Regions from separate parts of the Homo sapiens genome. Here region 2 is linked to region 1. The links are chromatin contacts, found by Hi-C in ENCODE. All regions are on one chromosome and are shown on one strand. Each heading gives the region's core, a stretch centred on a gene start or an enhancer-like site at or near the end of the contact. The rest is flanking DNA. Distances are from core to core; before and after follow the strand shown.

Region 1 (5,056 bases), core at 2,191-4,690:
CAAGTCAGACTTTCTAGGTGTTTTACAATCCAGAATCAAGACACAGAAACGAGGAGCTATATAGTATTTCAGATACCAGCTCATCTCTGAAGCAACTGTGAGAAAATGCCAACATCTGTCAGTTATGGAGAGCAAATACATAGTTAATTGTCATAGTCACTTTTGTAATCAGCTATACATTTGAAAGTTTAAAAAATACCAACTCTTTTATGGTACAGATTGGCCACTCAAAGCCTTGAGATTTATGTGACTTTCCCAAGGCATGCACCAAGCACATCATCGTTCTACCTTCCCAGGGCTACATGGATCAGACGACAGCCCTGGACTTACTAGTGATTTTATGCAAGTGATTAAGTTACTCTAAGCCTCAGTTTCTTCTCATAAAATAGGGATAAGAGGTCTACCTCCTGCTCAGATTATCACATAAGACACTGCATGAGTCAGGATGCCTTTGTTTACAAGTGATCAACTCAAACTGTCTTAAACATAAAGATTTATTGTTTCACGGAACTTGCGAGTTTGGAGCTACGGATGGTTTCAGGCACAGGTGGATCCAGGGATACAAATATTGTTGTCAGGACTCTCCCACTATCTTTTATCTCTGCTTTCTGGGGTTTTGGCATCGGTCTCAGGCAGCCTCTCCCTAGGTAGCAGCAGAGATGCTCCACGCTCATATCCCACCACATAGTGGAACCAAGAGAAAGTGAATTTCTTTTCCCTACGAGTTTCGGCAACTATTTGCTCTGATGGACCCACTTTGGATCACATTCCCATCCCTGAACTGAGCTGAGTCTGACTGGTCAGGTCTGGGTGATATACCCTCTCCTGGAATGAGGGGGTGGAAGAGAGATGGTCTCCCGAAGGCAAGCCAGGATGCTGAAGCAAAAGATAGTGTCATAGATGCTGACAGGGAAAAACAATAGCCTTACTACACTTGTGTAAAGCACTGGACAATAAGAAGCACAGAGTCCAGCCTCGTTCAAGAACAGCTTTGCATGTACTTGCTCCATCCTTACAACAACTGTGTAAGGGAAGTTTTCTAATTATCTCCATTGGACAGATGAGGAGACAGAGGCCCAGGGAGGGTAAATACCTTACCCCAGGCCACACAGCTAGTAAGGGGCAGAACCAGGATCCAGCTGCCTCAGTGAATGGCTAATGGCTGCTGGTTAATGAGGTCACACTCCTGGCCTGTGGCCAAGACTTATCTACAACCAGGGACCCTCGACTCCTCCCTTAGTCTCGGGAGTCCTCAAGGCCCCATCCTGCTTCCTGATCGTTATGAAGTCTGGGGAAAGGGAAACTCGGTGTCCACGCAAACAAGATGCTGTGAATGTTTTCAGCCCAGACAAGGGGAAGGAGATGGCCAGGGGAGGACCTGGTAAACAGAAGCCTGGGGTGGCTCTGTTAGTTTCTTATGAGTGCCCTAATATCCTTGGTTTGTAGCTGCAAAACTCCAATCCTCACTTCCAAGTTCCTCTGGGACTTCCTCTCTGTGTGTCTAATCTACCCATCTACCTCTGCCACACTTTTTTTTTTTTATTTTGAGACAGGGTCTCACTTGGTCACCCAGGCTGGAGTACAGTGGTGCCATCATAGCTCACTGCAGCCTCGAACTTCTGGGCTCAAGAGATCCTCCTGTCTCAGCCTCACAAGTAGCTGGGACCACAGGCACACACCACTGTCCCCCACAGCTTTTTTTCTGAGATGGAGTCGTGCTCTGTTGCCCAAGCTGGAGTACAGTGGCACAATCTCAGCTCACTGCAACCTCTGCTTCCCGGATTCAAGTGATTCTTGTGTCTCAGCCTCCCAAGTAGCGGGGACTACAGGCATACACTACCATGCCCAGCTAATTTTTGTAGTTTTAGTAGAGATGGGGTTAAGCCATATTGGGCAAGCTGGTCTTGAACTCCTGGCCTCAAGTGACCTGCCCACCTTGGACTCCCAAGGTGCTGGGATTAGAGGTGTAAGCCACTATGCCCAGCCTTTTTTTTTTTTTAAACTATTTGTAGAAACAGGGTCTCCCTATGTTGCCCAAGCTGGATCTGCCTTCCTTTTATAAGGATACCTGTCATTGGATTTGAGGTCCACCCAGGTAGTCTAGGATGATTCAATCTTGAGATCCTAAAATTAATTTACACCTGCAAAGATCCTTTCTCCATTAAGGTCACATTCACAGGTGCTGCAGCACATTAGACTGTGGACATATCTTTTCTTTTTTTGGTGGAGGTGTGACTGGGGAGACACTATTAAACCCACTACAGTGTAAAAGTAGGCCAGATGTGATGGTTCACACCTGTAATCCCAAGACTTTGGGAGGCCGAGGTGGGCGGATCACTTGAGGTCAGGAGTTCGAGACCAGCCTGGCCAACATGGCGAAACCTCGTCTCTACTAAAAATACAAAAATTAGCTGGGCGTGGTGGCGCACCTGTAATCCCAGCTAGTCGGAAGGCTGAGGCAGGAGAATCACTTGAACCCAGGAGGCAGAGGTTGCAGCGAGCCGAGAGCGCGCCACTGCATTCCAGCCTGGGCGACAGAGGAAGACTCTATCTAAATATATATATATACATATACATACATATATATATATATATATATATATATATATATATATATATATATATATATATAGCCAAACTTAGCTTTATTTCAGAGCCGTTGCTGGGCCTGGGAGTGGAGAGAGATCAGGAGAGCGCCACCAGCTTGGATCGGTTAGTGAGCTGCGGTGGTTTTTGTTTTTGTTTTTTTTTTCTTGACAGTGTCTCCTATTGTTTTGTATTTCTCTTTTGTTTTGAGGTTTTCTGCCATCTTTTCTGGAAGGTGCATGATGCTCAGCTCTGTGGTTATTTTTGCCCAACAGCTGTGTTTCCGGTGAGCGGCTGTGGGATTCTTCTGACTCAGCAAAACTGGAGCAGTAACCGTCAAGAAGCCATTCAAGCAAGGCTAGAAATAAAGAAGCTGTTTCTTCACCGTCCCCTCCTCCTCCTCTCACTTCCCTCCCCATGGGTACCTTTTGAAAGTCTCACAAAGCACTTTGAAAAAACTACTTGGACCAGTATGCTGGAGGGTTGACTGAAGGTGGCCCCTCCGCTGGGCTTTAAGCAAACAGATAAATTCTGGAAAGGACTCTGCCCTGCCAGCCTGGCTGTGGCCTTCGGAAGGCCCCTCCCAACATGCCCCCACCCGCCGATCACATGGACTGTGTCTTACAAGTTTCCCACAGGTCTGACTAGTGAAAGCAGAGGCTGTGGGGACTTTTGTGGTTTTTCTAGGGTGTGGCCCCACTTTGCCTTCACCAGGCCTGAGTATCTATGCCGTGCAGCTTGCCTGCTTCTCAAAGGTCATGATTTCCACCCTGGGGCTGGGAGGCAGCTACATATTCCTACCCGCTGGCACAGGATCTGGCCCTGCACTCCCGAGAGGTGGCTGCGAGCCTTGCGGAGGCAGAGAGAGAACAAAATGGAAAGGAATCTTCCTCCCGGAGAGCCATCTTCTGTGCATGCCGGTGCCTGCAAAAGACAGGCGAGGCGAGACAGCTGCACCTCGGGCCTCGTCGCTGTTGCTGAGAAAGAAAGGAACAAATAAATTTAGCTCCATCCTACGCATCCTTTGCAGCTGCTGATTGACCAAACAGAAAGAGGCCTCTATTTCAACCCTGGCTTCTCAGCTTTTTGCCTGATGGGGTCTGCTATCGCCCTTTACAAGGGACTTTTGAAGGAGGAAACGGGCCGTGGCCTTATTTAGCGCCTGGCCGGCTGGAGGCTGCACAGACAGGAGTTCAAGTTTAGGGTGTCTCTTCTTGCCCATCCCAAAGCAAAATGGTGGCCCGGAAACGTTTCCAAATGGGCTTCGGCTCCTGGAATTTCCAATGTATTTATTTGGAAGCCAGAACATGGTGGGTGGAGAGATGTGTAACTGTGCCGAGGCCAGCCTATAGCTCCCGAAGCCATTAGTTTAATAGCACCATTTGTGGAAATAAAGAACTCGCTGACTGGGCTTGAAGGTAAAAGACTGGAACGAAGCACTGAGGGGGTTTCGTGGGGCTCACTAGCGTGGAGAGGTCCCTGCGGGATGGGGGACAAGCTGTGTGGACTTTGAGTCAGATAGACTTGGGTTCCAGTCCTAGCTCTATCACCTAAAGGCACGTTGTCTCTGGACAAAGAGAGCCTTTGCTCTGTGATATGTAAGTGAAATGCTAGCTGTGACACTGAACCTCTCTGAGCCTCAGTTCCTTATCTGTAAAACAGCAATGATGACACGAGGTCGTCACAAGGATTAAATGACAAAGAATACTGAACCTACATAGCCCAGCTCTTGCTGTGCCATGATGGTGTAGAGTGGCCCCTGTTTGACCTGCCCAGGCCCATTCTCCAAAGAAGCTGTACAGGTGAGGTGGCTCACCCCTGTAATCCCAGTACTTTGGGAGGCCGAGAAGGGAGGATCACTTGAGCCCAGGAGTTTGAGGCCAGCCTGGGCAACATAGAGAGACCCCATCTCTGCAAAAAAATAAAAAAAATTAGCTGGGTGTGGCGGTGCACGCCTGTGGTCCCAGCTACACAGGAGGCTAAGGTGGGAGGATCCCTTGAGCCCAAGAGGTCCAGGCTGCAGCCTGGGTGACAGAGCAAGACCCTGTCTCTAAAAAAAAAAAAAAAAAAAAAAAATAGAAGGTGTTTCTTCCCCAATCCTCTCCTTTCATTTCCCTCCCCGTGAGTACTATTTGGAAGTCTCACACGGCACTTTTTAAAAACCACTTTAAGTCCGGGTGCAGTGGCTCATGCCTGTAATCCCAGTACTTTGGGAGGCCAGGGTGGGTGGATTACTTGAGATCAGGAGTTCAAAACCAGCCTGGCCAACATGGTGAAGCCTCATCTCTACCAAAAATACAAAAATTAGCGGGACACGGTGGCACATGCCTGTAGTCCCAGCTACTCAGGAGGCTGAGGCAGGAGAATCGCTTGAACCCGGGAGGTGGAGGTTGCAGTGAGCCGAGATTGTACTACTGCCCTCTAGTATGGGTGGCAGAGTGAGACCCTGTCTCAAACAATAACAACACTT
Region 2 (4,873 bases), core at 1,429-3,928, 580 kb before region 1:
ACATTCTGTCTTCATGAGGTCTCACAGTCGACGCTCCTGTAATCATTCTTTGTATTCACTCCATTCCCCTGTCTGTCTGCATTTGTCTCAGAACATTTCCTTGGCTGGACAGATGGGGTTATGCATTTGCAATAATTTCCTTCTGATTTCTCTGTGGAACGTGTTCGGTCCCGAGTGAGGACTGTGTGTCTTTTTACCCTGAAGTTAGTTGCATATTCAGAGGTAAAGTTGTGTGCTATCTTGGCAGCATCTTAGAGATGGAGACATTAACAAGCTAATGGTAATTAGAATCATTTGAATTTATTTTTTTCTAATATGTGAAACACAGATTTCAAGTGTTTTATCTTTTTTTTTTAAATTTAAATGGGAATATAACACAGTTTTCCCTTCCATATTCCTCTCTTGAGTTTATGCACATCTCTATAAATCATTAGTTTTCTATTTTATTACATAAAATTCTTTTAGAAAATGCAAATAGTGAACTTTGTGAATGGATTTTTCCATACTCATCTACAATTCCTCCATTTTAAATGACTACTTTTATTTTTTAATTTAAAAAATCTACTTCAGTATCATGAGTAGGTCTTACATCAGTGATGGGTTCTTTTTGTAGTGAGACATACAAATCTGATGTTAATGTTTGCTCTTAGAAGTCATACTCCATGGTCTTCAAAGACCAAAAAATGAGGTTTTGCTTTTGTAATCAGGAAAAAAAAAAATTAATGAACCTTAAAAAAAAAAAAAAAGGTTTTGAAGGGAAAAAAAGTGGTTTCACACCTCTTGTTATTCCTTAGAGTCACTTCAAGGCCTGTTTGAATGTGGCAGGTTAGAAAGAGAGAGAATGTCTTTCATTTGAAGAGTGTTGGACTTGTGTGAAAGGAGATGTGCGTGTTGGAATCTGCTTTTCCAAGCCGCCAGGGTCCTGACGGCAGCAGGACGAAGCCTGTTGTGGCGTCTTCTGGGAAAGCCTGACCGTGTGTTCGGACGGCACTGGCTCCTTTCCGAAGTTCTCAGTAACTGAGCCCAGAGTAACTGCACGCCTTTGTGCAGCTCTGGAGCTCCACCAACTCTCGGCCTGCCAGTTCTCAAGCGAGCTAATCTTGTCATTAATCGATAGAAGCTAACTTCCGAAGTTAGGACCTAGTTACTTTGCTCTCAACATTTAAAATAATGCAGTTGCTCTAGTGAATGGGGCGTTAGGGGCCTGTCTCTGCACCTGTCTGTCCATCTGCATGCAGTATTCTCACCCATGTTGAATGCCTGCTGCTTGTTTACCCTTTGGAAACCCTGGGGTGACCAAGGTTTGGAAAGCCACCTGAGACCACTTCATAGCAAGGGAAGGCTTTAAGCAGTTACTAGAAAGAGATGGGGATTTGGCCCCTGGCTCCTCCAGCCTGAATGAGCTATTTAATCCACTGTCCATGTTCCTCATCAGTCAAATCCAAAGTCAAAGGATTTGAACCTGCATCTGGAAACGTAACCACTCACAGCACCTGGCCCGCCAAGGTTGGGAGGATTGTACACTACTTTCATTTAAAGGGGAAAGTTTGATAATACGGAATTAATTAATATGAATGAGATGCATTAATAAGAACCTGAGCATGCTGAGAGTTGCAATTGTTGGTTTTCTGGTTTGATTGATTTCCTTTTTTCTTAGACACATCAAAGTCAAGAAAGATGGTTTTACCTTTACTGACCCAGCTGTACATATGTATCTAGACTGTTTTTAAATGTCTTTCTTCATGAATGCTTCATGGGGCTCCAGGAAGCCTGTATCACCTGTGTAAGTTGGTATTTGGGCACTTTATATTTTTCTAAAAACGTGTTTTGGATCCTGTACTCTAATAAATCATAAGTTTCTTTTTAAAAATTTTCCAAAACTTTTCTCCATTTTAAAAAGCCCTGTTATAAACGTTGAACTTTCACAATGTTAAAATGTTAAATATTTGGATATAGCAACTTCTTTTCTCTTCAAATGAATGCCAAGATTTTTTTGTACAATGATTAATAAATGGAACTTATCCAGAGAAACCACGCAAATGGCCTGCCCAATTTCGTTTGAGGACAGAAAGCCCAGCCATGACTTGAGTAGAATGTCTCTCACCTCTCTTCGGATCTAAATATGAAAAGTATGTTCTGCTGAATTTTTCTGAGCATTGGTGAGCGGACAGCCTACCTGTAAACCATGACCTCCTTGCCAAACGTTAATTTTATCAGCTCACTAGTAACCTTTGAGAATTATCTGGTTGTCATGCAAAGATTGCACTTTCTGAATTATGTTAAAACACATGTTGTAAAATGAGAACTGCTCATGCTTTGAAAGAAAACCAGGTTCTTCGTGCGTTCTGTTGCCGTTGATTTGAATGGCTGTGCTGTATACGATGTGTCCAGAATGTCTTCAGAGCACTGTTTCCGTGTGATGTTACTACCTACTATGTGGGAGGAAAAAAGGTTATAGGTTAAACAAAGTCAATTGACTCTATGGTGGTGTTTCTCAATACCTGTGACGCACAGTACTGTGCGTCGTGACTTTCTAAGAGAAGTGTGCAGCGGGTGTGTCATCTTGATATATGAAACCCTGGAATTTCCCTCCCCTACACGCACGCACCGTCCCCGGGGGTCCGGTGTTTGCAGACATGCTTTGAAAAGCTGTCTCAGTGAGACATCAGTTATGTCCAAAATGAGTTTACCTTAGAATCAGACCGGTTTTGCCAGGCGTCATGTTTGCAAACATTATCCACCTAATCAGATTTTGAAAGGCCGGCTTTCATGTCGCCTGCCTGAGACTCATAACAGATCCCCATTATAAGCGCGTTTACACAGCAAAATGATTTTATTGAGAAAACCAGCATTAAGTACTGTTGCCGGCTCAGTTTTCCATTGCATACTATCTACTTAAAGTCCCGTTCTCATTTGTAAGTGTTCCGATCTTTCCCCACGGAGAAAACTGAGCAGAGCTGCCGTGTCGCAGGCTTTCTGCTGCTGATGTCGCATCTCTTTGCTTTCCCCTCCTTAGTCCATACTCCAAGTAAGTGAACTCAGACTACCAGCAACTTTTTAACTGAAAAGTATCTGTCCATGATGATCAAGATGCAGCTCTTCGTGTTTTTATTTTGTCTTTTTTTTTTTTTTTTTTTTTTGGAGGGAAGGAGAGACATCAACTGGACAAAATGCAAAATTTGGATGTGGGACAATTGCTTTTTGGAGACGTGAATAGCTGTACTGTACGTATTATTTTGTGTGGCATGCTAACTTTGAGCCGGGCACTGGCCTAATAAAGTCTTTGTAATCCTCCCAGCAATCCTATAAAGCAGACGCAGATAGTAAAGATTTTAGGCTTTGCAGGCCACGTACAGACTGTCACATGTTCTCTGTTTTTAAAAGTGTCAACAACATTCTTAGCTCAAAAACAGGCTGCAGGTGGGATGGTGCCCACAGGCCATAGTTGGCTGACCCCGGCTAGGGTGTAGGCACTTAGCATTCCACTGTATAAAGGGGAAACCCAGGTCATACTGCGTGTGCGTGGGTGGGAAGCCGGATGTGGAATACAGGTGGTCCCTGAGTCTCCAGGAACCACTGAGCTCCAGCTGTTCACACCCACACTCTGCGGCGCAAGCAACTACCTCGCCACGGTTTAGCCTTGGTCTAGCAGCGACTTTAACCTTGAATGTTGCATTTCTGAAAAATTTAGAATCTTGAAAGTAAAGGACGTCCCTCCGGTGAATAAAATTAGGCGCAATTATAGAATACATGTATTATGGCCACGTAGCAATGACTGTATTAGGGCTCTGCTAGTTCTGTAATAAATAGACCCGAAAAGCAACAATGGCTCAAACACCATAGAACGTTTTTGCTTCCATAATATTGGGCAGGGGAATGGGCTGGCAGGGCAGCCCTTATGCAGGCAGGCATCAGAGCAACCTGAGCCGTCCATCTCCATCCCGCCTGAAGTAGCGGGGAGCATGGAGGGCTGAGACCATCTGGGAGCTTCCATGAGCCAGGTGTGGAAGTGGCACCCCTTATGTCCACTCATTTTGCACGGAGGTGGGAAACGTCCAGTTGTGTTCTAGGAAAGGAGACAGAACACAGTGTGGGTGGAAGCTCTGGTCCACTGCACGGGCCACTCCAGTGTGCTCCTCCACCGCAGGAGACAGCCACGGACAGCTAAGCCAGGCTGTCCGTGGGGACGGACACATTTCTGCAGTCTCCGGCTCAGTCGCCCCTGCCTAAGTAGCACATAGAGGCAGTGGAGTTCCCTTCAGATGGCACTGTCTGTGTACACTCACGGTCTCCACCGCAGATGGCTGCAGCAGCGGGGAGCAGACCTCTCACCGCGTGGGTCACATGCACTACCTCTGCCTCAACAGCCAGATCTCAAGTGGCCGGCCACACCTTCGTTCCAGAGGAGGTGCCAAATGGTTTCCTGTGGGCCCGAAAGGAAGAGAAAAGGTTTGGTGGGCACAGACTTGTGTGTGCCTCACCCCCAGAGCCCTCCGCGGTCCCTGCATCCTACTCAGCCCAGTTTCCCTGGGCCGTGCAAGTTCCCTCCATCAGCCCAGCGTGGCGCCTCCGGGATCCCCCACCCCCAATTCCCATTAAGAGGTGAAGCAGGGACGGCAGCTGCAATAAGAACTCCCATTTGAGAAAAAGAAAGAATGAAACAAGTTGCTGGTCTCTAGCAGGGATGAAATCCCACTCGCGGGGGACCTTGGTAAGACCCCTGCCTTTGTCATGGCCGGGGGTGACGTTTCTTGCATAAGCCCTGACTCTGCTCTCCGGGAGGAACTCCCTGCCCTCTGGGAAGTTCTTCCTCAAATCTCATCCTCTCTGGTCTCCTCAGAAGTGGGTGTCGGGTGCATCCTGCCGGGGTGCT

The links. Hi-C counts contacts between places; a loop is a spot of excess contacts on that map. Pooled maps may share reads with other maps.
Region 2: a map with no recorded cell type shows a loop between it and region 1 (17-fold over the local background). The contact joins the enhancer-like site here to the promoter of MAP1LC3B2 in region 1. A Hi-C loop is called at or near these places in 1 of 168 maps with a recorded cell type or tissue (lower leg skin), 2 of 37 single-sample maps with no recorded cell type and 2 of 50 pooled maps.

What each region holds. Positions count from the first base shown.
Region 1 is chr12:116,557,765-116,562,820 of GRCh38, reverse strand. It overlaps MAP1LC3B2 (microtubule associated protein 1 light chain 3 beta 2), which reads right to left and starts at 3,440. Exons shown (of 2, transcript NM_001085481.3): 1 at 3,388-3,440. RefSeq lists a silencer at 1,063-1,357 and enhancers at 1,063-1,357, 2,847-2,946, 2,987-3,036, 3,257-3,596, 3,436-3,945.
Region 2 is chr12:117,140,941-117,145,813 of GRCh38, reverse strand. FBXO21 (F-box protein 21) reads left to right here. Exons shown (of 12, transcript NM_015002.3): 12 at 1-3,823. It overlaps TESC-AS1 (TESC antisense RNA 1), which reads right to left. Exons shown (of 3, transcript NR_120464.1): 3 at 4,325-4,423. Among named protein-coding and RNA genes, the nearest start is that of TESC-AS1, 44 kb to the right of the region's middle. RefSeq lists enhancers at 2,343-2,422, 1,823-3,022. Within about 2 kb of position 2,678, at least 7 of the 41 ENCODE cell types and tissues checked have a DNase peak (open chromatin) inside an H3K27ac peak, as active enhancers do.